Regions from separate parts of the Homo sapiens genome. Here region 2 is linked to region 1. A link is a loop called in an ENCODE intact Hi-C map of the cell type or tissue named here. Cell type or tissue: breast epithelium. All regions are shown on one strand. Each heading gives the region's core, and the rest is flanking DNA. Links, peaks and the distances in the headings are about the cores only.

Evidence for each region. A loop is a pair of places that touch in the nucleus more often than their neighbours do. Peaks named below come from ENCODE experiments on the same cell type or tissue, not always from the same donor. Only the 100,000 strongest peaks of a DNase experiment are listed, where the experiment ranks them.
Region 2: it touches region 1 in a loop (7-fold over the local background); 2 of 110 quality-filtered maps call a loop at or near these places.

Annotation. Positions count from the first base shown.
Region 1 is chr16:35,187,845-35,200,814 of GRCh38, forward strand. LOC112268173 (a long non-coding RNA gene) reads left to right here and starts at 7,915. Exons shown (of 2, transcript NR_157262.1): 1 at 7,915-8,199; 2 at 8,380-9,704. In breast epithelium, for the core only: no CTCF peak of the experiment used is centred there; no DNase peak of the experiment used is centred there.
Region 2 is chr16:35,258,326-35,271,295 of GRCh38, forward strand. It overlaps the pseudogene AGGF1P8 and the pseudogene C2orf69P5. Among named protein-coding and RNA genes, the nearest start is that of LINC01566, 99 kb to the right of the region's middle. In breast epithelium, for the core only: no CTCF peak of the experiment used is centred there; no DNase peak of the experiment used is centred there.

The sequences.
Region 1 (12,970 bases), core at 2,933-10,932:
TTCTTCAGGTAGCTGGGCTCTCTCTATTGGCCAACTGCTCCCAAGGCCTGTCCAGGCTCCTCCACCCAGCTGGGCTTCCCCCTGGGTTCTGGGCTTCCCCCTTGGTGGAAGGGAAGAGAAAGGAAGGGTACTGCCTAGGTGGTAGGTGCTCCCTGCTGGGAGATGACCTTATTTCCTGATGGGTCCCAGGCCAGCTGGGAGCACTCTGGACCTCTCAGAAGGAGCAGCCTTTTGGGGGAATTAGAGGTGGGGGACACACATCTCAGTGCTGAGAATGTTGGGGGCAGGCTTACAAGGTGTCAAGGCCCCTGGGAGCCTCATTCAGCCCAGGTAGGGGTCCTTGAAACACTCTCCCTACACAGTAGGGAAAAGAGGCTGAGGTATTAGCAGGGGCAGCCTCAGAAGATGGATTGGGTCAAATGGGCCTCTGCTTCCTGCCTTCATGTACCTTATGGCCTTCATGTGCACCTTCACTGGGAAGGGCTCCTTGCTGGACTTGAGGACAAGAAGCAGCAAAACTCTTCATTTTCACCGCCTGTCTACCAGCAATCCCACTTCCTCCATCTCCTGGCTGAAGAAGGGCAAGGAGTTCCATTGACAGCATCACATCAGGGAATCAAGGTGGGCCTGGTGGGGGAGGTTGGGGAGTGGGGTCTGCCATTGCTCACTCGCCCTTCCACAGTGAGCTGTGACATCAGCAGTGGATTGGTGTCATTAAAAACATGGTGCTCTGAAACTGCTGGTACTCCACTAGTTGAACTTGTCATGGAGGACAAGTTTGACAGCGCCCAATAGACATACATGCTGGACAGGTGGGGTGAGGACTGAGCTCCGCCCTGGCCTGCCTATGCCAAGTGTTGTCCTCACAGATCCAGTGTGCCTGCGGGGCTGCCACCAACCACAAGGTGGTGCTGGGCTGGGAGGAGCAGTTCTGCTGCAGGGTGTACTGTGACAGCGTGGAGAGGTAAGTGACAGCAGGATGGGCCCATTGGCATGTCCTACATCACCATGCTCAAGGTGGGTGCCACTCCTGGCCATGCGCCGGGCTGGGGGCAGGGTGGAGGCTCCACTTTAATAAAATTTACCAGAATTATAGATTTTAGATTTAGATTTAGATTTTAGATTTTAAAGTAGCCTATGAAAGACAAAATTATGTCACCAGCCAGGAGACAACATCTTCAGCAGTTAGCAATTCTGGATACAAACCTGCTATTGGTTCATATAGCACTACTATTAACCAAAGTCCAAAATTAGATGCAGTTTATCCTAAAGTAAGAATATATGTGTCAGTCAATACTAATGGGAATCACTCCGGTCACTCTTGTCCCTAATAATCCTTTCAGAAACATTTGCTTTACCCTCTGCAACTCTGCACTGTCTGAATTCCTACACTGACTAAAAACCTTATGGGTGAATTTATAATTAATCTCACATATTTAACGAATATGATTTTATCTTAAGATCCACCATAAAATAATGCGACAAAGTGTATTTGAATTATAGAGGTAAAATGAAAACAAATTTGGATGGGCTATTCTTGAATATGTAGAATTAGTTATTTTTGTATTTATGAGTTTTATTAACCTATATTCATTAATAATGAAAATAATGCTAAAATACATTTTTTTCTGTCAAGCTTAAACTGATACACTTGCTAGTAAAGGAATGTAAACTAAATGAACATTGATGTCTATTCAAATTTAAAAAATATTTTAACAGTTCTTTCATTATAAAAGGCTTATGCTTGATTTGGTAAATTCACTCCTCAATATTTCTTTATTTTTGATACCATCACCAACAAAAATGTTTATTATTATTATTATTATTTTATAAAGAGAAAGTCTCACTCTGTGGCCCAGGCTGCAGTGCAGTGGCATGACTATGGCTCACTGCAGTCTCAACCTCCCAGGCTGAAGCCATTCTCCTATTTCAACCTCCTGAGTAGCTGGGACTACAGGTGTGCACCACCATGCCTGACTAATTTTTAATTTTTTTTTTTTTTTGTAGAGACAGCATCTCACTGTGTTTCCTAGGCTTGTCTCAAACCCTTGAGCTCAAATGATCCTCCAACCTTGGCCTCCCAAAAAGCTAAGGTTACAGATGTGAACAACCATGCCTGGCCTGAAATTGTTTTCTTAATTCACTTTCGGGTTTCTCATTGCTAGTATGTAAATGTACACTTAAAGTTTGTATATTGGTCTTGTATCTTGTGAAATTGCTCAACTCATTATTGACTCTAGTGGGCTTTTGTGAATTCCTTACAAATGTTTATATACAAGTTTATGTCATATGCAATAAAAGACAATTCTAAGCTCTTCAAATATGGAGAATTTTGTTTATTTTTCTTATGCATTTCCCTGGGTGATACATCTTGTTCCATGATGAATAGAGTGGTCTAGTGTACATTCTTATCTTGTTCTCAAATGTCAAGCACAAACAGCCAATATTTTTACCAGTATGATGTTAGCTGTAGGTTTTTTGTTGATTCCCTTTAGCAGATCTTGGAAGTTTTAGTTTTTTGTATTCTTAGTTTCCAGGGAGATTAATCTCGATTGAGCACTGAATTTGTCAGATGCTTTTCTGTGTCTATTAAAAGGATGTTTTTGTTGTTGCTTATCATATTATTTTTGTGTATTACATTGATTTTTGAGTGTTAGGTCAATATTACATTTGTGAAATAATTCCATGTGGCCATGGTGTACAATCATTTTAATATATTACTGGATTCAGCTCACTAGTATTTTTTGAGGATATCTGTGTTTGTTTATCAGGGATATTCATTTACAATTTTCTTTACTCCTGCTGCTTTTGTTTGGCTTTAGTATCAGAGTAACACTGGCCTCATAGAATAAATTGGGAAGTGTTCCCCATAGTGTTCTATTTTCTGAAAACGTTTGTGAAGAGTTGGTATTAATTTTTCACTAAATGTTTGGTAGAATTTGTCAATTAGCTCATGTGGCTATGGACTTCTCTTTGTGAAAGATTTTTAGTTAATTGTATCTATTTATTATATGCATATTTCTATATTCTATTTCTTCTTGGATTCACTTTGATAATTTGTGTCTATCAAGGTATTTATTTCTTATGTGTAGTATTTATATTTTTATATTTTCTAAGCAGTTGACATGCAAGATTCAGGAAGTTAAATGTAGGAGATTGAGGCTTTGGTTTAATTAATGAATGACTCAAATTTTCCTCTGTCAGAAGATGAAGAATATGATGATAACTGCCTGTACATAATAATCATATTATTGCATAATCAAATGAGTTATTAAATAGAAAGAAAATTAGTGAAGGATGCCATTTGGCTTCGGATAAATCAACACAGCCCACAGTTTTTCATCAATATTTAGATAAGAGAGAATAACAAATTTTAATAGGAACGAATATTCAACAACATAATAAATAATGAATGGTATGAACAATAATAATTTGATAAATCAAAGTACTAAGTAGTTATTTAGTCAATACAATGTGTTAGTTACTATTCTAAGTCACTTACACATATTCAAAAAAAATTTTTTTTAGAGACAGGGTCTTGTTCTGTCATGCAGGCTGGAGTGCAGTGGTGTAATCAGTGCTCACTGCCACCTCAACCTCCTGTGCTGAAGTGATTCTTAGCCCTTTGAGTAGCTGCAACTACAGGTGCACACCTCTACACCTAATTTTTTATTGTTTTATAGAGATGGTTGTCTCTTATGTTGCCCAGGCTTGTACATACAGATTTAATACCTGGTAGATTAAAATATATACCACAGTATTTATTGACAAGAAAACGATTGATATATTTACAATCTTATTAGGTGACATTAAAACCATCATAGAAATGAAATGTTTTGGTATATAACACATAAATGAGCATAAAGAAAAATAACTATTTAAAAGTGTGACTAATTAGGCACAGTAATAAATAAACAACATTCTTTACTAGTGAACATGAGACACACATTGCTTTTCAACTTATGAAAAAGTTATTTAAAATAGTAATGTTTTAGGCCAAAAAATGTCATTAACTTTATGAAAGCTCATATCTTCTATTCATGAAGGTCATATTTTCTAGACTTTGTGAAATGAAAGTAGCAACTGTGAATTAATGTGTGATTAATCAGTAATACCTAGCCACATACAAATTTTATTTCAGTTCCTTCTAATTTACTTCTGCGTTAAGTGATAAATCTAAATTGAGATTATTTTTACAATCAGGTACATGCTAAAAAGGAAGCCTGGTGATTGGAGCCAAGAAACTTCAGTTCAGGTAAATAATTCCATTCTATTAGCTTAAAGTGTTCCATGAAAACAGAAATTCTGACTATGTATAGGTACTATTAACTGCAATGATAGCTATCTTTTCAGAAATTTGCAAAAAAAAAAAAAAAAAAAAACAGAATAAAATGTTATATATTAAAAATAATCTTTCTGTTCAAATTATTACCTGCATATGGTATATCTGAGGGAGAGCAATGTTCCAAGTGAAGAACTTTACAATTTCTCATAAAATATTGTTATCCATTACAAAATATCTGTGTGAAATATTTCACACATTTGTACCCTGAGGAAAAAATAATATATATTGTAAAAACTTTAAGTAAGACCACTAAAACTCCTCAAGAAGTTACAAGAATATCTGAATTCTGAAAATAATTGAAAGGGAAATGTAAACACTTCCCAGTAGCAAAATTAAATACAGGAAACCATCCAAGGGAGTAACCAAACTAAGAAGTAGGTGCTCCCTTTACATACCGACTGACTAATCACAATGATGTCAAATCAATGTGGGGTTTGTCCAACTTCCAGGTGTGTAACTATAAAAACCAGAAATAAACTCACTACAGACACTCCAAATTTGGTATTTCCCAAAGGTGAGAATAAAATTATTTATTATGCAGCAAAACAGGATATAAGCTACCAGGATGAAGGATCAGAAGAGGGACTAGAAAACTCAACATTATTATTCACATTATTTTCTGCACTTTATCATTTCAAGGTTATTTAATTTTCAAAATATGTAAAAACAAATACTGTGATTTCTATTTTTATATAATCTGAATTAGGTCAAAACAAAAACTTTTTATTTTTCTAGACTTTACTTTTATATATGTATGACAACCATTTTTTTCTTGTTCAAATTAATTATTGTTGACTATCTTACAGGAAAAAAATTAAAAAGCACAACATGTCTACCCACCCAATGTGTTCCTCTTGCGGGCTGCTCTCAAACTTAAATTCCAGCAAAATTCAATTTTTGCTGGTTTCCTATGCTTTCTTCAGTGTCTTAAATATATAACAAAAAACTAAAATGTTTAATGAGCTGGAGTGGGAAAATATTGAAGCAAGGGCTGGGGCTGGCTCGGTGTGCGGAAATCCTGTGCAAGTGAGAGCTGGCCAGCGGTGTCTGTGGAGTCCAGATGAAATCTTTTCACAGTGGATCTTTCCAGACTTTCTGTTGGCTTTCACCCAAGTGAATCATAATGAAGGAGAAGTATTTTATGCCAAGTCAAAAGGATACCCAACCAGCATGGTTTAAATGGAACCTGTACCCTTGCAGATTTACCAGTGAAAAACTGGCCCAAGAAATGGGCATTCTGGAGGCTAGAATCCAGATTTGCTTTGAGAGATAATGTCAGATAAGACAGAAGTGATTTTGACCTCAGCTTTGGACTCATGAATGCCTCTCCCAAGAAGTCAGGAAAAAGTGGGCAGCAATTATTAGATACCAGACTAGTGTCCACATCCAAGCCTTTGAGAAAAATTGCTTTCCTAGCATCACCACCAAAGAGAAACTGGTAAAACAGACAGGCATTCCAGAGTCCAGAATTCAGATCTGGTGTCAGATCAAAGGATCAGTCGTGCAGGCTAGAGCAGAAGTGGGCCTGTAAATTCTCCAGCACTAGGCCTAAGTGAGAGGCTTCACCTGACTGTTCAGCTGCAGCAAGGCCACCTGTACATCTATCCAAGAAGAACCTATCTTCTTCCTGCCTTCAATCCATTCACCAGCAAAGGGTCAGTTGTACCAGTTCTTCCTCTACCATACACATCTTATGGTCCCTGGGATCCCTCTGTGGGCTGCCCAAGTCAGGCATCAAGGGTGGCAATGCACCAGCTCATCCAGGCCCTGCATACAAAAGAGATCTCCAAACCTCCGTGGCACTCAGGGGCCATGTGTCAACAGGACCAACTCTAGGAGGCACACTCTCACATCATCAGGATCTTAACCTCTGTACCAAAGAATGTGCCAGGAGGACAAGGACCATGAGCATGCTGGCCTGGCAGGTGTGTCCTTAAAGAGGAAGCCTCAGCTTCAATGAGAATCCAAAGTAGGAGCACCACAGCTGACTGGACACCCCAAGTCTCTCCTGTGTTGGGAGCAGACACAAGCCACAAAGAAGTTTCTCTTTCTGCTTGAGCAGCAGCACCAGCCATCTGCACAGACCTTCAGCCTTTTCGATTATCTCCTGTAGATTCAGGAGTTTCACCAAAAGGCACAATCTTTTCCGAATCTGGATCCACAGAAAGAGCAAGACTGCAATGCTGAAACAACCCATTAGTCAGGAAGAATTTCCCAGAGCTCACCAGGAAATCAGCTTAGCAGGAGGCAGACCTCTTTCCCACAGTAAGCATTTGGACACACATTTACGGGCATGTCTACCCGTCAAGCTTATATTATGATGAATGAGTTAGAGGTCAAGTTATGGGAGAAAAAATGGAAATAGATCTCTTTCTTTGAACACTGCTAAAAGAAACACACAGGTAATAGACGTGTCTGGTGGATCGGGGCTTGTCCCCAAAAAGCCGGAAAGGCTGAGCGAGTGATTGAAGGCAGGGTGAGACTGGACACCCATGGAGAGGTCACAGGATCCAGGCCATGCCCACCGAGGATGACATAGCCCTTCTGAAGGCCCAAGGGAGATGGCTCAGGATGCCAAAGACTCAAGCAGCCAATCTGATCTGTGCACAAACTGCTGAATCTCAGCGTCATTTGCAAGGAAGGCCTGGCCAGCTGCAGGAATCAAAGACACTAGAGGCAGGCAGCCAGCAGGGGGGTCAGGAGGGCTGTCTACTCCGGATACAGGAGTCCACTGGCAGGCAGGCTACAGGCTTCTCAGGTGCTGGCCCTAGAGCTATCAGTCTCTCGGTCGTTCAGGGCAAGGGGTATGATCTCTGTAGACATCCATGTAACAGAGGCTCAACTCCTTCATCCTCAGAAGCAAAGGCTAGTGGAGACCAAATAGGGCTTGAAAGGTAAATCCCCTAAAAAGGCAGAATGTCCTGGGCTTTGGCCTCTCCCCTTCAAGCACAACCGGATCATCACCTCTTTTCAGACTTCTCACTATGCTGAGAACCGGAACAAGACTCCTAACTCCCCCTCCTCACCTCTGCACTCCTGCACTCTTACCGGGCAGACCAGAAACCAGGAGACCTGAACTCTGGCCAAGCTCGGGGAGAAGAGAATCCAAAGAGGGCGGGAGCGGTGAGGGCTGAGCTCCTACGGGTGCCCCGGCCCAAGGCTTCAGGTCCAGACTGCGGTCCAAGTGGCACTCGGTGCAGGTTCTGCGATGTCGCTGGAAGGCCTGGAACAGCCTCTGCAGCTAGCTGCCGCTTCTTCCTTTTCTTAAGCGCCAAAAACGTGAACACTTCCCCCAAGGTTTTCAGATACGCCCAGGCGCCCCCAGCTGGAGGTGGGGATAATGGCATTCTACAACATGGTTTATCACCTCGCCCGCCAGGGCAGCAACCAGCCCCCGCCTCGCCAACCCAGCTGCCCCAGGCTGGAGGCGATCCTGTCGAGCCTCCTCCCTGCAGCTCCACTCCTCCTCCTTATCTTCTTCCTCAACCACTGGCATAGTTTTGGTCATCCTCCTTGTCGTCACAATGGGGCGCCTGACACCATGGAGACCCGGGAACCCCACTGATCTTGGGTCCTGCAGGGGTCAGGCGACCGTGCAGGAAGACCAGAAGGAAAGTAATCTGCCGCATCCAGAATGAACAGAACAAAACCCCCGCACTCCAGGAAGAAGTCAGGAGCCCAGTGGGGGCTGCAGGTCCAGCCCACAACAACCTAGACATGTGGGGTGCTCCATGGCTCACGCTTATGTCCTGCAGGCTGAAGCCCGCGCCAGGGTCCGCAGTCTTTGTTCCGGACGCAGAACCAGTGCTTCAGCTGGTTACCGAGGCGTCCCCGAAGGGGAAAGGGTGGACACGGTGAGAATCTACAGCACAGCAGATCACTTCGTCCTGGCAGCGACCAGCCCTGCCCGAGCGGCACCAGCAGCCTCCATGTTAGAGGCAGTACCATCAGACTTCCCCCCTACAGCATCTCTCCTGCTTTTTTTTTCCCTCACGGCTCTAATCTCCTGCTTTTGTTCATCCTCCTTGTCACAGTGGGGCACCTGGCACTATAGAGACTCAGAAAATCCGCAGATGTGGGGGGTCCTGCAGCATCCAGGCAGACATGCCGGCAGTCAGAGAGGAAAGTCCTCTGAAGCCTCTAGAAGGAATGGAACAGGACCCAGCACTGCAGGAAGAAGTGGGGCACCCAGTGGCGGATGCAGGCCCCACACACCGCCGCGGTAAACGTATAAGGCTTTCCCTGGCCCTTGCCTGTTTCCTAGAAGCTGAAGCCGCGCGGAGGCCCAGGTTCGCCCTTCCACACACGGAATAAGCTGTTGGACTGGCTGCCTCACCTAGGACCCGAGTTGCGCCAGAGAAAATCGCGGATGCTGCTTTCCCGCGGGCTGCAGTGTCTGTCACTTTAGCGACCGCAATAACACTTCTCCCACAGGGACTCCGCGGTGCCCAGCTCTCCAGCCTGGGGATTCTCATCACACAGTGATTCCAAAAGAAATGATCTACAATGGCATGACCAAGCGCCACAAACAGACAAACATCTGAGGGATGTCCATTGGTCACTTTGATTTTTCAAAGGTGACAATTGTCCCTCCTTGAAATCTTAAGAGAGCATGAACAGGCTATTCTAATGGATGTGCAATTTACACTAAAACTGATTGAAAGGTGAATTCTGATTCCAAGGTACTTTGTATTCTCAAATTGTGTCTGCTTCCCCTGACCCCCTCAAAATGGGAGTGATGACTACTTGTCTTCTTAGCACTGTGGGGACACAAAGCCTTAGATGGAAGTGTGTCAAAAACAACATTCCATAAAAGGCCATCACTTCCAATTTTCAAGAAAGGTTGGAAACCAACCATGATGTATGAAGCACTGTCAGCCAAATTGAGCAATTAGTAATACAAAATGAATGGTATAAACTATTCTACATGTGTGTGGCCATGATGGCAATTTACACATCGAAAAAACATGGCCAAATTCAGGAAGAGGAATCTGTAAACTCACGGCTGTTGGGAAGCTTAATGTCTGTGTACCGGAACCTATCAAAGTTACTTCTCCATGCCAGTCTGTCCAAACAAACCTTGAGTTGTTTATTTCTATGGAATTCCTGTAGAATCCTAATGAGCATGACCTTCTGGACCCATCTTCACAGCTCTGGTGCCAGTGGATTTGCACTTGCTCGTGTTTCTCCCTATTTTGTTAAGGGTGGAAATATTTAGTGACATGGTGGGTTGGAAAGGTACTGAAATAATGGCTGGGGCCTCCTGGGTGGGTGAGTCAGGGCTCCGGCAGCCTAAGACTTTTTACAATAAGTAAGTTATAGGTAAAGTTAGAAAAAATAAAAAGAAAATGGAAATCATTCTTTCTTTGCCCACCATAAAGAGAAACACACAGGGTCTAGACATGCCTGTTGGAGCCAGCTTGTCTTGGGAAAGTGGGAAGCACTGAGCAGGAGCACTGGGGATGGAGGGCAGTTGAGATGGGGCTCCCAGGGAGATGCAGCCACGGTCAGGGCCTGGCCCACTCAGGCTGGCAAAGACCTTCTGAAGGCCAGAAAAGACGGCCCAGAACACTGAAGGCTCAAGCGGCTCATCTGAGCCAAAGATCTGTCCAGTTGGCCCTGAATCTCAGCAGCCTTGCTGACGGTGGGGCAGGGGGTCCCTGATCAGCCCTGAGGATCTTAGTCACTGGAGGAAGGCGGCTGCCTGTGGATAGGGCAGAAGAGCTGCCTACTGCGAATGTGGGAGTCCACTGCCCGGCAGATGGAGAGAGCCTCTGCGGGTGTGGACCCTAGTGCTGTCAGTCTGTGGGTCTGTCAAGGTGGGCATGCGGACTTCTGTGGCCACGCCTATCTACCAGAGCCTTATCTCCTCAGTCTGCTCAAGTGTAGGACAGTGGAGACAGGGTAGAATTTGAATGGGAGGCCCCCTAAAAAGACAGTGTCATGAACTTTGGCCTCTCCTCTCCTCTCTGAGCAGAACAAAATGAACACCTCTGTCCTGTCTCCTCGCAGTGCCCAACAAAGGAGCAGGGCTCTTGGCGATCACATCCCTCTGATCTGCCTCCCCAACCTTGCACACTTCTCAAGCGGGACATAGAACAGGCCGTTACAATCTTGCCACAACCAGACAAGGAGCGAGGCAGGAGAGGGCAAGGGCGGTGGAGGCATGGGCTGTACTTCCACTGGTGCCCCAGACCCAGGCTGCATTCACAGGCTGCAGTCTAAGGGGTACTCGGCGTGGCTCCCTGCTCCCCTCAGCGGCCTGGATCAGCTGCTGTGGCTGATCATTTCCGAAGGTTTGCATTTATCATTTCCGAAGGCTTTCACAGAATCCCTGGTGACCTCTGGCAGGGGGTGGTTATCTGGTGACCAGCAGCAGGGCCCGTGGCCTTGCCCCCAAGCTGCAGCCAGCAATCCCCGTGCCCACCCAGGCACTAAGCATTTGCGGTGGGCCTCTTTCTGGAAGCTCCCCTTCTCCTGGTAGCCCTCTGTTTTCCTCACCCCGGTACTTCTGGCCATCCCTCTTGTCATCACAATGGGACAACTGGGTGCTGGAGACTTGGAAATCACCATGCAGACCTGCAGTCCATCCCAGGCCCTGCCAACAGGGCAGCGAATCAGGGAGAAATGTTGTCTTCTGCCTCCTGGAAGACCAGAACAGATCCGCGCACCTTTAAGTTGTGCCCCAGTGTAGGCTATAGGCACAGCTCACGATAAGACCGGAAGGTGAGAGCTCCCTGGTCCGCCCTTTTTTTCCTGGAGGCTGGGGCTTGCCTGGCCAAGGTCGCCCTTCATGAGAGGGAATCAGAACTTTGTGTGGATGCCTAACCCCGCCGGGTCAGCGCTGGAGAGAATCACTGCTGAGGCTTTCCTGCCGGCTGCAGTGACTGCCCCTTTAGGGTCCCTGCAAAAACACCACCCCTGCAAGGAATCCACCGTGTCCTGCTTGCCAGCCTAGGTTTACTGATCATCTGGTGATTCCAGAGAAAACAATCTACAGTGGAATGACCAAGTTCTAGAAAGAGGAAAACACAAACAATCTGTGGAAAGTCCGTTTGTCGTCTAGATTTTTAAAAGATACACATTTTCCCTTCTTGTTATATTGAGTAGTGCATGAAGCCGATATAATAGATGTACAATCACACTATAGCTGATTGAAGGGTGAATTCTTATTCTAAGGTACTTTGTGGTCCCAAATTTGTCTGTGCCCACCCCCAGAATTCCCTTAAAAGCAAATATTTATCATTGAGAGTGGATGAAGAAAGAAACTAGGTAGGCAGATAGAGCAAAGAGTCCTCGGCAGAACTCCCCTTCTAACGAAAACCAGCCCAAGACACCACTTCTCTTTAAGAAAGAACAGCTCTGTAAGATCAGGCTGCAATCATAGATAAGGAGGCTTGAAAGCTTTCATGGACAGGGATGCCTGCAGCTGCACTGCCCATCTTGGGCCAGACACATGCAACATGAGGGGCTCCTCCCCTCTTCATTGGACATGTAGAGTGGGAAAGAGATGAGCAACTTGTAATAGCTCAGGCCAAGAACCCGCCTGCATAATAAAAGGGTGGGATGTGGGCTGTCAGAAATTTGTGCTCTATGCAGATGACACACCTGGTCCTAACAGGTTTTTCACACCCTATGTGGATAAGATACTCCTTCCCACTAGCTCATATATAAAAACCCTTGCATTTCACTGCAGAATGGCAACTCTTTTTCAGGATCCCTCTCTGCAGCAGAGAGCTATTCTCTTTCACCTATTAAACTTCTGATCTAACCTCACCCTTGGCATGTCTGCATTCTTGATTTCCTCAGTTGTGAGACCAAGAAGTTCAAGTGTCACCCCAGACAATGAGGCTGCTGAATTATCACTCGTCTCATTGCCTGTTGGTATATGGAAACTTCAATGAAAATGTGTCCAAAAGGACATTTCATAAAGTGCTCTCTTTTCCAATCCTCAAGCAATATGGGAAACTATCCATGATGTATTAAAAACTTTTGGCTGAAATGCACAATTTCTAACACAAAATGAATGCTATTAATTATTTGATGTATGTGTATTATGGCCATTTGGACATCACCACACACTGCCAAATTTAGTAAGAGGGACTTGTGAACTCGTGACTGTTAGGAAGCTTAACTTTTGCATACTGTCACCTATGAAAGTTAGTTCTATCTGCATTTCTCCAAAGCAACCTTGAAATGTCTATCCTGTATAAAATTTCTGTATAATCCCAGGGAGGTTCACCCTTCTGGCCCTGCCCTCACAGCACTGGTATCAATGGAATTGCATTTGCTCATGCTTCCCCCAATTTCCTTGAGGTCATAAACATTTAGTAACAGGGTGAAACAAGAAGGTACTAAAACAAGGGCTGAGGGCTTCTGGGTGGGTGTGTAGAGATCTCCTGCAGCCTGGACCTCTTCACAATAAATAGGTTGTAGGTCAAGTTAGAAAAAGATGGAAATTATTCTCTTTCTTTGAACACCACATAGATGAATGCACAGAATCTCATGTGTCTGTGAAGCCAGGCTTGTTCTGGGAAAGTGAAAAGGGCTGAGCAGGAGCCCTGGCAATGGAGGGTGGGTGAGAGGTGGTCCCCAAGGAGAGACCACTAGGGTCAGTACTTGGCA
Region 2 (12,970 bases), core at 2,156-10,155, 70 kb after region 1:
GAACGGCCCAAGAGCTTCTGGCCCCTTGACTTCTGCAACACTCCTCCTGCTGTTCCTCCAGCTGGGGAAGATGTCATAGTTCCCAGGAGTTTTCTGGTTTCCAGGCCCTGCAGCTCGGGCAGGGCCATCAGCATTCCCCTTGCTCATTGCTCACAACCCTGTATGGCTCCAGGTAACGCGTGTCAGGGCCTCCTTGTGAGGGCCACAGCAGCCAGCCATGGCCAGGCTGGCTTTTGTCGCTGGCATTCCCGTGGCCTCTGGCTCCGCAGACGTCCTTTAGGGCCCCAGCACAGCCCCTACTCACATTACCAGTGAAGACAATGTAATGCAGAAGACACTGAGGAGGAAAATAAGACAAAACATTGGCCCCCATGTATTAGGGTAATTGCCATTAGATCACCTGTGTTGTATACGGGGTCACTGTTTATTATTACTGCTGTAAAACCGGCTACAATTGGAAGAGAAAATGATCTAGAGCATACTCTTTCTTTGAATCCCTGAAGTTGGTGTCTGTAAGTTTCAGGCAGAAATTTGACCATGACTAGCAAACTTATGTCCTTGTAGATCAGGACGGTCAAAATGGAACAATTGTTAGTGAAAAACGGATTGTTCAAGTGAAAGCTAAATGTGACCCTTACATACTTGAGCATACATAGACATGAAATGAAAATTGGAGAGACTGTGTTACCCTTTCGCATTCACCCTGGCAGTGATACCTGTGATGGCTGTGACCCACAGCAGGTCAGAGCTCACTTTCACCTTGATAAGAAAGGTGAATGTTTGTTGGTCCAACACTAAGAAGAAAAAGATTTGGAAATAAGAAAATAATTTTAAAAATGTGAGTAAAATATGGTTTACAGAATACAGACTATGAAGATGAATAGACACTAAAGCTTCCAAAATATAAAAATAGAGCTGGAAAATGTAGTGAGAAGATTGGAAGTGAAGGAACTTTCCAAAAAGATGATGCTTCTGCATCTATTCATTCTGAAATTACTGACAGCAACAAAGGTCAGAAGACGTTGAAGAAGATGGGTTGGAAAAAAGGAGATGGACTGAGGAAGATGATGGGGGAATGAAAACTCCAATTTAGTGTCAAGTTCACCAACACACATAGGCTCGGAGACAGGAAATCCATCCTCAATTGAAGATGTTCACCTTCTCCGAAACAAAACAAACAAACAACAACAACAACAAAAAACTGGGACAAAGCATGAGAAAGGTTTGCTGAAAAGTTCCCAGAAACTAAACCTTGAAAAGATGACCCAGGAACCATGCCTTGAGTAAAAGGGACTGTAGAGTGAAGTTTAATGATAGAAAAAATCTCAAGCTTTTTAAAAAATACAATTTGGAAACACTTATTTTATTTTATTTTTTGTGGAACATTTCTCCCCAAAAAAGTCTGTGGCACAAGGGAACTCTGTCACAGTTTACCTCTTCCTGATTTTGAAATGTGTAATAAAGTTTAGTTTGCAGCTTTTTAAAACCAGCTGTTAAACTAATAAATAATGACTGAATCAAGTTATACAGTAAGTGGACTAAAATTTACAGGGCACAGATAAGTTTATCAAACTTCATTATTTTATCTTGTCATTTACAACTTCAATATAAGCAAAAAGTCATATATGCAAAACACATATAACAACTAATAACTTAAATGTACATTTGTCTTTGTCTCCTTATAGTCACGGTAAGGCGTACAGCAAAAAAAAAGTAGTTTATAAAAATAAATCTGACTATATGCATCTTCGTTTATGCCCTTTAGAACCTAGATAAAAGAACTTCTTGTACTTGAAACAGCCTAAATAATATTATTGAAGAACTAATGAACAGGTGACATATTGTAGAAAATTAGTCTGTTATTGTTGTCTTCTGTGAAGAATCTGTTTATTTGTGCTATATATTCAGCATTTATATTTGGCTTGTTTCATAGCTAATGAGATATTTAGATATGAACAACTGAGTACAGTGTTGAAATAGTGTGCTGGCATTTGTAGTTTTCATAAATATTATTGCAGGCAGTGGAGTTGTGCCAGAGAAATCTGATTTCTAGTACAAAAGAAATACTTAGCCAAGGCCTTAAGTTTAGGATATTTATTGAAAATGTCCTCAATTGCAATAAAAACATTATAACATTAAAAAATCCTCTTTTGAACAATTCTAAATTAAACAAAAAATTCAAATGATGCCTTTTATGGAGGTAGGGAAGTGCTAATGAGGTAGAATGGTAATCGAAGCCAAAAGATCTTAATTCAGGTAAATAATTTTGCTCATATTAGTTTTATGTTAAATGAAACAATAATTGTAACCATATACTATTTACTGCAGTGCAGTATTTCAGAAATTCGTGCATAATACATAATTAATTTTCTAATGGTAAAAAAGGAATCACATTCTGTGAATTATTAAGGGAGGAGACAACCCCTCATATTGTCTTATGCCCAATTTCTGCCCCCAAAGAAAGAAGAAGTAAAAACTAAAAGGAAGAAATGAAATCCACAGGCAGACAGCTCGTTGCTGCACCCTGGGCCTGGTTAAAGATTGACCCCTGACCTAATCGGTTATGTTATCGATAGGTTTCAGACATTGTATGGAAAAGCATTGTGAAAATCCCTGTCCTGTTCTGTTCAGTTCTGATTACTGGTGCATGCAGCCCCCCAGTCATGTACCCCCTGCTTGCTCAATCGATCATGACCCTCTCATGCAGACCCCCTTAGAGTTGTAAGCCCTTAAAAGGGACGGGAATTGCTCACTTGGGGAGTTCAGTTTTTGGAGACATGAGTCTTGCTGATGATCCCAGCTGAATAAAGCCCTTTCTTCTTTAACTAGGTGTCTGAGGGGTTTTGTCGGCAGGTTGTCCTGCTACATTATTACAATATGGTCTATGGAAGAGAGCAGTATTTCAAATGAAGAAACATGGAATTTCTCATGAGGGGATGATCTAAGCCATAGAAAATCTATGTAAAATATTTTACTCATGTATGCAACTGTTGACATTTCTGCTTCTTAGGAAAACAACATGCTTTAAAAACTTAATGCAGATACTAAAATCACCAAGAAGTTACAAGAATTCACAAAATGCCTAATATAGTTGAAAGAAAATTATGGAAACTTTTCATGACCAGAAGAAAATAAAGGTAATGATCCACAGAAGTAACAACCTAAGAGGCCATTGCTCCATTCAGATGCATCTGATCAGAAGGATGTCAGATCCATGTGTGTTGCTCAGCTTCTGAGGAGGCATATGGAATAAATCCAGGTAAACTGCCTTCAGGCATCCCAAGTATGCTGTGTTCCATATGTGAGAACTAAATTATGAATTACATTGCACAAAAGGAGATACACTACTAGTGTGAAGCCTTAGATAAATTATACAGCACATAAAACTCAGATATAAGGTTTATATTTAAATGTTTGCCAACATAATAAAAAAACATGAAACCAAAATACTGTGGGAAAAAACTATGAGCTTGTCCAGTCATATTTGGAAAAGAGGCAAATGAAAAGTAAACTATTGAAAATATAGTAAAACAATTTAATGTACAGCATACAAATTACACATTAAAATAGACTGAGCTGATGAGCAGTCTACTACACTGAAATGTTGAGCACAATTAACGTAGTCATATACTTTATAGAGTGCAAATTAATACAAAATACAAATATTTATATGAAGATTAGATGAGAAGAAACAAAAATGATTTAATTGTTTTACTAGATTATATAAACAGGAAGGCAATATTGAAAGGATTGGTGACTCATAAGTTTCAGAAATTGGAAACAAGACATGAATCCTATTAAAGTTTAGTGTGTAATGTGTCAAAAAAGATAAAAAATACTTAAAGAATGGTTTTGGTTATTGTGAATGGTGCTTTAATAAACATGGGAGTCCAATTATCTTTCTGAAGATTGATTTCATTTCCTTTTGACATATAACCAGTGGTGAGATTTCTGGGTCATGTATATGGTAGTTCTTTTTATAATTTCTTGAAAAACCTCCATGCTGTTTTCCCTAATGTTTGTACCAATTTACACTCTCACCAATAGTGTATAAGTGCCCATCTACAGATGAATGAAGAAAATGTTACACACACACACACACACACACACACACGAATAATGTTCAGTAATAAAACAGAATGAGCTATCATTCATGTTAACATGGATGTATCTAGAGGACATTATGTTAAGTGAAAAAGCCAGTCACAGAAAGAAAAAGACCACATGATGTCACTCATATGTGAAATCTTAAAAAATTGATCTCATAGAAGTAGAGGGTAGAATGGTGGTTACCAGAGGCTAGGGAGAGTGAAGGAATGAAGGGATGGGGAGAGGATTGTCAAAGTTCCAAAGTTACAGTTAGAGAGAATAAATTCTGGTGTTCTATTACATAGTAGGGTGACTATAGCTAATAATAATGTACTATTCTGTTGGAAACAGGCTCCCAAATCTGGCCATAAACAGGCCCCAAATCTGGCCATAAACAAAATCTCTGCAGCACTGTGACATGCTTGTGATGGCTATGACACTCACGCTGAAGGCTGTTGGCTTACCAGAATGAAGGCAAGGAACACCTGGCCCACCCGGGGTGGAAAACCGCTTAAGGTGTTCCTGAACCACAAAAAATAGCATGAGCTATCTGTGCCTCAGGGACATGTTCCTGCTGCGGATAACTAGCCAGAGCCCATCCCCTTGTCTCATGTTTTAGTTAATCTATAATCTATAGAAACAGTGTTTATCACTGGCTTGCTGTCAATAAATATGTGTGTAAAACTCTGTTTGTGGCTCTCAGCTCTGAAGGCTGTCAGCCCCTGATTCCCACTCCGAGCTCTAGATTTCTGTGTGTGTTTCTTTAATTCCTCTAGCGCCACTGGGTTAGGGTCTCCATGACACAGCTGGTCTCAGCACTGTTTATTCCAACACAGCTAGTAGAGAGGTTTTTATTAGCACAGATAAATGTTTAAAGTGCTAGATATGCAAATTACCCTGATTAGGTCATTGTACAGTGTATGAATGCATTGAAATATCACACTGCACCCCATAAATATGTACAATTATTATGTATCATTATATATAAAATAAATCTTAAAAGAATAATGATCAAAATGCAAGGCATCAAAAAGAAAAAAACTCCTAAAAGTAGTGAGATAGAAGACAGATAACCTATGAAGCTGAGGGCCAACTCTTACCTCTCTATCAAGTCAGAAAACAGAAAAATTAATATCAGTAAAATATTAAAAGCTTCTGGACAGCATAGAAATTTATTAACAGAGTGAAAGGACAATCTAGAAAAGAAAATATGTGCGTGCATTTGCCAAGGAATTAATATCCAAATTACATGAGACTCAACTCAGCAGCAATAAAAATAAAAAAAAACCCAACTGAAGAGTGAGCAAAAGACCTGAATAGACATTTTTCCAAAGAAGACACAAAGAAATGCTCAACATCACCAATCATCTGGAAAATGCAATCCAGAATAACGTGAGATAGCACCTCGCCCCATGTAGAATTATGAAAAAGACGAAAGATAACAAGGTTGAATGAGGATGTGGAGAAAAGGGAACACTTATGCACTGTTGATGCGAATGTAAATTTAGTCCATTTTCAGATTTATTCATCTCTTAGAAACGTGCATGGAAAACTATGCAGGTTTCTTAAAACGAAAATAAAAACAAAACAAAAAACAAAAAGCAAAAACCTAAAAATGGAACTACCATACCATCCAGCATTCCCACTATTGAGTATATTGGAAAGGAGCAAAATAAATTTGTTTAGATACTTGGGGATATTGGTTTGCATGTGACTAGCCAAATTTATTTCACAAAGGAAGCTCCCACCATAGAGATTCACTTCAGAGTTCATGAAGTATTTTGAGGCTACAAGTATATTAATGTATTTGTTAGGGGGAAGAGCATAAGAACTTTAAGTGTTATAAATTCAGATAATGGAATGTAATTCATAGAATATAATTCAGTTTGGGGGGCATGGGAGGAAGCACACATTCTTCACATATAAGTGTAATGTGCAATAGTATTTCTTGCTCTTAAATGTGAGCAGTTTTTAATTTGGGTTGGGTTAGAATTAGTTAAATTTAAATCTAATAAAGAGGTTTGTTGTAATACTGAGGCAATATAATACCCTTAAAATGAAAGTTACAATATAGTTCTTGTAAAAGGTAACTAAATATTTTTTTCTGTTGGAAATAGTTGATTTCTGAGTAATGGTACTAGCGTTGATGACATTTTAACAGTAATTAGCTATTTTGGCACTTAAAACTTGAGTGAAAACATTTTGTTTCTCTTCAAACCAAAGCAAAATCATAATGTTGTTTTGTGTCACTTTGGAGCAACTGTACCCTGCCTCTTGTGTTTTGTAAACTCATTGACTCATTCTTTAGTGTGCCACCAAGTACCTTTTTCTTGAGAGTCAAAATATATTTGTTTCCCAATAACCAAAAAGGTACAATAGTGTAAAGGTGGTTTTTAAAAACATAACTAAGTGTGGTGGCATATGCCTTTAGTCCCAGCCACTCAGGAGGCTGAGTCAGGAAGATCCTTTGAGCCCAGGCTGTAACGCACCATGATTATGTTTGTGACTAGCTGCTGCACTCCAATCTTGGCAACATAGTGATACCTCATCTCTAAAACAAAGAAAACAAAACAAATGACATTTAAGCACTATTGCTTAATTTTAAATTGACAGTCTTTAATTGATTGTTTTGGATAAGACATTCTGGGGCTTCTCGAATCTTGGCCAAAACCCAGTTGTTTTGGAAAATTGTTTTAAATTCAGCATATTTATGTATTTTGAATAAAAATATACTACAGGGAAATTTTCAAATTTTTCATTATATTAGTCTTTTTGAAAGAGAACAACTTAGGTAAGCTAAATATATAATGCTCCATTTTTTCATGCTCTATTAAGAAGGAAACAGATTCCATATATCTAAATCAATGTTTCTCCAGAATCATGACTTTGTCTGAAAAAAAAATTATCCGTGGATAAAATTCAAAACTACATTGCTGTAAGAAAAGTTACAAGGTAAAGTTTAGAGACATAAATAATTTAATTTGGACTCAAAAACTGAATTTGTTTAACATTGCTACATAATTTGAGTGAAGTTTTCTCCTGCTCCATTTTTCTTGACCTATATAAATACATTTTAAGAAATCAAGATCTATGAACGTCAACCAGCATTGACATTGGATTGTGTGATTACAATAGAAGGTGAGCTGTCTCTTTGTTATTAATAATTAGGTCTTGAAGGTCATGGAATAGCTAAACAGGGAAGTAACATGTTGCTTTAGGACTAAAAAAGAAGTAAGACACTGAAGCTTAATACCTTAATGACCCAGAAGACCTAAATTTATGAAGCCACATAAAATAAAAATGTTAATTTATTGGTTTCTTCACAGAATTATATTTTAATGACTCTATAAATACATTCCAAATAGTCAGAGACTAATGAGAAAGAATTCTTACTAAACAAATGCTTAAAAATAACAATTCTTTTTGTTTATGTTTTGCACTTTTTATAGAGATCGGTCTTTTTGTTGTGTCCTGGCTCAGAAAGTGAGATTTGTTTTTTCATCTAAATGAGCTAAAAGACCAGCCTCTGAGAATTGATTTGGGGGCCTGAAGACATTCTTCTGCCAGATAAGATGGAGTCAGAACAATTTACTCTGTGAAGATCCTGTGGATGTGGCCTTATGTTGTGATATTGAGGTTTCCTGTAGTTTCTAACCCTAAAACCTCATTATCTGATGTACCCATTGATTCCAAATGGTTCACAGTAACAGATTTTTGCTCAGCTTTCTTTAGGATTCCAGTTGGAAAAAACTCACTGTTCATTTGTCTTTCTGTGAAAAGAATCAAAAGTACCCTTGGATGGTGATTTCCCAAGGGTTTACTGAAGCACTTTCTTATTTATTTCTGGTTATTACCTCAAGACTTAATGAATCTGCATTTTCCTGGAAACTCTATTCTCATTCAGCATGTAGATAATTGGTTGTTACACTAGAGTACACTAAAGAGTGCTCTGAAATTAACAGAGTATTAGAACACTTCTAGACCCACAAATTAGAAAATCTAGACAAAATGGATAAAATAGTTTTATTTGACTAAAATCAAGGTTAAGTGTTTGTTCTTATTTTGCTCAGTCTGTGAGCTGTATTGGACATGGATAATCCAATGGAAGACTTACTTCTTGAAACACTTTCCTGTTGAAGACCCCACTCATGATTTTTTTTTGACCTTTTCCATTCTACTCATTCTTTTCCACCACATCTCCAGTAATTCTTAGTCCTCTTCTCTCCCTACGTCCCTCTCTTCTCAGAGTGGTCCCACATAGTTTCAAAGTTTTAGGTACCATGTCTCTGCTGATGACTCCCAGGCCTGGGGCCTCTTCCCTGAGGGGAGCACCAGAAGTTATCCCTGACTACTTTTTTCCTTCTCACATCCCCATGAAATCCCACCACAAGTCCTGTCATAACAAGTAGGAGTTGCTGAGCAGGCGTTGCTGGGACATGTGACTATTGCAACAGCAGAAATACATCAGAGACCTCCTTCCTACTGAGCCTGTATATGACTTCCAGTCTTCTTTAGCACAGGGTTCCAGACAGCCACAAATTCAGTGTTGTCAGCTTACAAGATCAAAGCTAACATTGTACAGCACAGTAGAAACTGTACCAGAAGCTTCCATAAAAATTTAGCCACCAAAAGTATATGATGAGCTCTGTGCAAGAACTTGAGATCCCAAAATTCTTCCTGGTAAGGACTCAGAGCCAGATGGCTGCATTTTCTTTCTCTTAACTTATTCCCCTTCTAACCATATAAATATATTAAAATTGCAACGTTGGCCACACCAATATAAATAAGTGAATAAATAATGTAATATTGTAAAAAAAGACAAAACAACTTGCACAGTCTGATGACAGCTCTGTCACATATGTTCATTAAAAATGTTCAAGAGAGAATTTGGAAAGTATAAATTTTAAAAATAAAAATAATACTTTTAGTTTGTTTAAAGTTAAAAAAAAATGTTTGACAATAATTTGACACATAGAAAATTTAAATCTTAGCTATCCTGAAACTTCAAGTCTCTAGAATGAGTCCTTCTCCAAAGGTTCATGTCACTCAAATATTATTACAGTTTAGTAACTTTTAATGCAAAAAACTTTTAATGAATAATGCATTTTATGAAATATTATAGATTTACAGAGAAAGGACTAATCACTATAATACTACATATATTAATTTTATAACATTATATATCTTATTATATATGCACTATTGTTGTAACCGAGTGAGTTATAGAGAAAAGCCACACTTTGAGACTAATTCAGGAGTCCTTTATTTGCCAGTGACCAAGAGATGGCTAGTGCTCAAAATTCTCTTGGCCCTGAAGAAGGGGCTAGATTTTCTTTAATACTTTGGCTTAGAAAGGGGAGGGGGAGCCTAGCTGAAGCAATCTTACAGAAGCAAAACAGGCAGCAAAGTTGAAAAGATAAATTGTTACAGGAAAACAAACAGTTCCAGGTACAGGGGTCTTAAATCTATCACAAGGTGATAGACGTGGGGGCTTTGGGTGCTGTCAACCAGATACAAATGTGGGGGCTTTGGGTACTATCAACTGGGCGAATTCCTGGGAACTGCGGATGTAACTTGCCACAGTATCTTATCAGTAATTGCATTCTTGGATGTGCTGGGAATCAGCTTGCACAGGTTAAGTCCTTGAGGAAGGTGGGTGGGTAAGGGGCTGCAAGTGAAGGAGCCAAAATGGAGTCTGTCTGGCTCTCTCAGCTAAGGGAGTCAATTCAGGTTAAAACAAGGTAGGATATCACATTTCCCACTTGTGTTTTTGGGGAATCAAATCACTGATTCCTCAGTTATAACAAGGGGGCTATATTGGGCTTTAAGATACATAAGCTTGACAGAAGCTATGTGCTGCTTTACCGAAACCTATTTAATATACAAGGCCCAAAGACTAAACCTACCAATAGGAAGAGAAGGGGTCCAGCTAACCCAGTGATTAGAGTAGTTAACCATGGATTCCAGTTAAACATGCTTTGGTACCAGGGGGTGTTATTTTCCCGTTCCTGCTGGCGTCTATCTAGAGTCTCTTGAACTTTTTGAAGAGTATCTTTTATGACTCCAGACTGATTGGCTTAGAAGCAACAACTCTCTCCCAGAGCTGCGCATAACTCTCCTTGAGAGAGAAATAGCAGATCTAAGCCTCAGCGGTTTTGAAGAAATACTTCAGCTAGAGACTCTACCTGGGTATGTAGTATATTTATGGCTGATTGGAGATGGCTTAAATCAGCATCTACTTGTTGAGGTAGGGACATTAGCCCAGTTTCTCCCTGAACCAGGGCAGCCATGCCAATGGCTGCTGACCCAGCTATGCTTAGGCCGACCAGGAGGGGAACAAGGAGTGGGGCAGCTCAGTGAAACTTGGGATGCAGTTCAGGGGGAGTGATGAGAAGTTGTCCTTCTGGCCCACTGTACATGTAGGCCTGGGGGAGCACATGCACCAACACACACAGGAGAGGTCCTGGTTCAGTCCCACTGATGCAGCAAGTGAGACCTGAAGTGCAGGCTAGCCTGGTATTGTTAGGTGCCTTGTAGGAGACTGAGGTGCTTAAGGAAGTAAGTAGAGACTGATTACAGGTAGCCTGAAAGGGAGAAGAAGATAAGTTATATCCAGTGCTAATTAGACAATCACCTGAATCAGTTAAAGACCCTATTGGCTTAGGAGGGCTCCATGAGACCAGGATTTTCTTCTGGATGGTGAACGTAATTCCAACATCAAATCCTAGGATATAAAGTCTTAATACCCATGACATGCTGTAATACCATTGAGCTAAATTAGGGTTATGGATGGTTATAGTAAGAAGATTGCAATTTCCCCTAGTACAGTTTAGGATGGGAAGCACGAGGTATGGAAAGGGTTGAAGATCGGGCTGATCTCCCACAGTAGGTGGCCAAAGTTGCACGTATCCAGTCAGGGCAGAAAAACTGGTAAGAATCTCGACAACTAGAGCCAGGGTGATTTCCAGGACAGAGGTAAAAGTCAGCATTTTGGAGTCCTTTTTCTGCACCTTTGGAGCTTCCACATCAAGTCTGGCTTTAGGAGTATCCAAACCCTGCAGCAAAGTTGATGTTTCCTGCTCCTATGATCAGCAGATTGTGTTGCTCTTCGAGGGTATGGGCAGGCTCTGGGAACAGAGCACATAAATCAACTGCAAAAGAGACTTCCTTGGAGGTCCCCGCCTTCCAGGTGGTGTTTGCAAACACACGTCCTGTCGTGAAAGAAGTAAGGAGAAAAGAGTAGGAAGGAGCAGAAGGCATGACAGGCTGAAACAAACAAAAGAGGTAAAGAATTAATTTAATGGCTTCAGTCGACTTAGACACAGTTTTAAGGGGCCTGTCCCAGGCTTGGGGACCCATGTTTCTTGCTGGGCTTTGTTGGTCTTCTTGATGTGAGGGTGATGAATCCAAGCAGGAATGCTGTCTACTTTCAGAGCTTTTGGCATGGTGAGGATAACAGTATGAGGTCCTTTCCAGGCAGGAGTGAGTCCTTCCTTCTGGAACTTTTTAACATATACCAGGTCACCCAGCTGGAAAGAGTGGCAGATCCCTGTCTGGTCAGGAACTGGATTGGGATGTGCTCCCTGGACAAGTGGCTGGATGATGTCTTATACCTGTTGGAGAGACTGCAGATACTGTAACAAATTAGCTTGTGAGATTTCTGCTAAATGGGTATCCCTTAGTTTGGGCAAGACAGGCAGAGCCCTCCCATACATGATTTCAAAAGGTGAAAACCCAGCCTGGTAAGGGGTACATCTTACTTTAAGAAGGGCTAGAGGAAGGAGCTTTACCCAATTCTCACCAGTCTCTAGGATTAATTTTGTAAGAGTACTTTTTAGGGTGCGATTCATGTGTTCTATCTGCCCAGAGCTCTGGGGTCAATAGGCACAATGGAGTTTCCATTGAATGTTTAATGTCTTACTGACTGACTGAGCTGTGGACGAGGTGAAGGCCAGTCCATTATCAGACCCTATGGCAGCAGGCAGCCCATGTCGAGGGATGATTTCATTGAGTAAAAGCTTAACTACCATGGTGGCAGTCTCGTTTTTGGTGGCAAATGCTTCAGTCCATCCAGAAAAGGTGTCTACTAGCACCAGGAGCTATTTATACTCTGCCCGGTGTGGTTTTATCTCTGTAAAGTCAATTTCCCACCTTTCTCCTGGTAAGTCTCCCCAGAGGCAGTGGCCTGGGCTGGTTTAGGACCTGGCCTGGTATTTACCTGAGCACAAGCTGTACACCGGAGAGCTGCTTGGTTAGTTAAGTCCAAAGGTGGGGTATCTTGAAATGGCTCCTTAGAAGCTGGGCCAGTTTTGCTCCTTGCAAATGGGTGGTAGAATGCAGACGACTGATTAAAGTTTCCCCGAGGACTCGGGGCATGAAGATTCTGGAATCAGGAAGAATCCACCAACCTTCCTGATTTTTACTGGCCTGAAGATCCGAAGCCTGTTTTTTCTCCTTTGGGGAGTATTCTGGGTGGCCCGGCAAGTCAGGCTGCAGAAAGGATATAGCGGGCAGCAGGGTCAAAGGTGTGACTGGGTACTGAGCTGCCTCTTTAGCTGCAGAGTCTGCTCTTTGGTTACCACGAGCAACGGCCGTGTCTTCTTTTTGATGTCCTTTGCAGTGAATTACAGCCACTTGTTGAGGGAGCCAAACAGCTTCAAGCAAGGCCAAAATTTCTTCTTTATTTTTGATAGTTTTTCCTGCTGAGGTGAGTAGCCCACACTCCTGATAGATGGCTCTGTGTACATGCACAGTAGCAAAAGTATACCTGCTGTCAGTGTAGATATTAACGCGTTTGTTCTTACCCCATCAGAGGGCTTGAGTGAGGACAACTAATTCAGCCCTCTATGCTAAGGTGCCTGCTGGCAGCACCTGGGCCCAC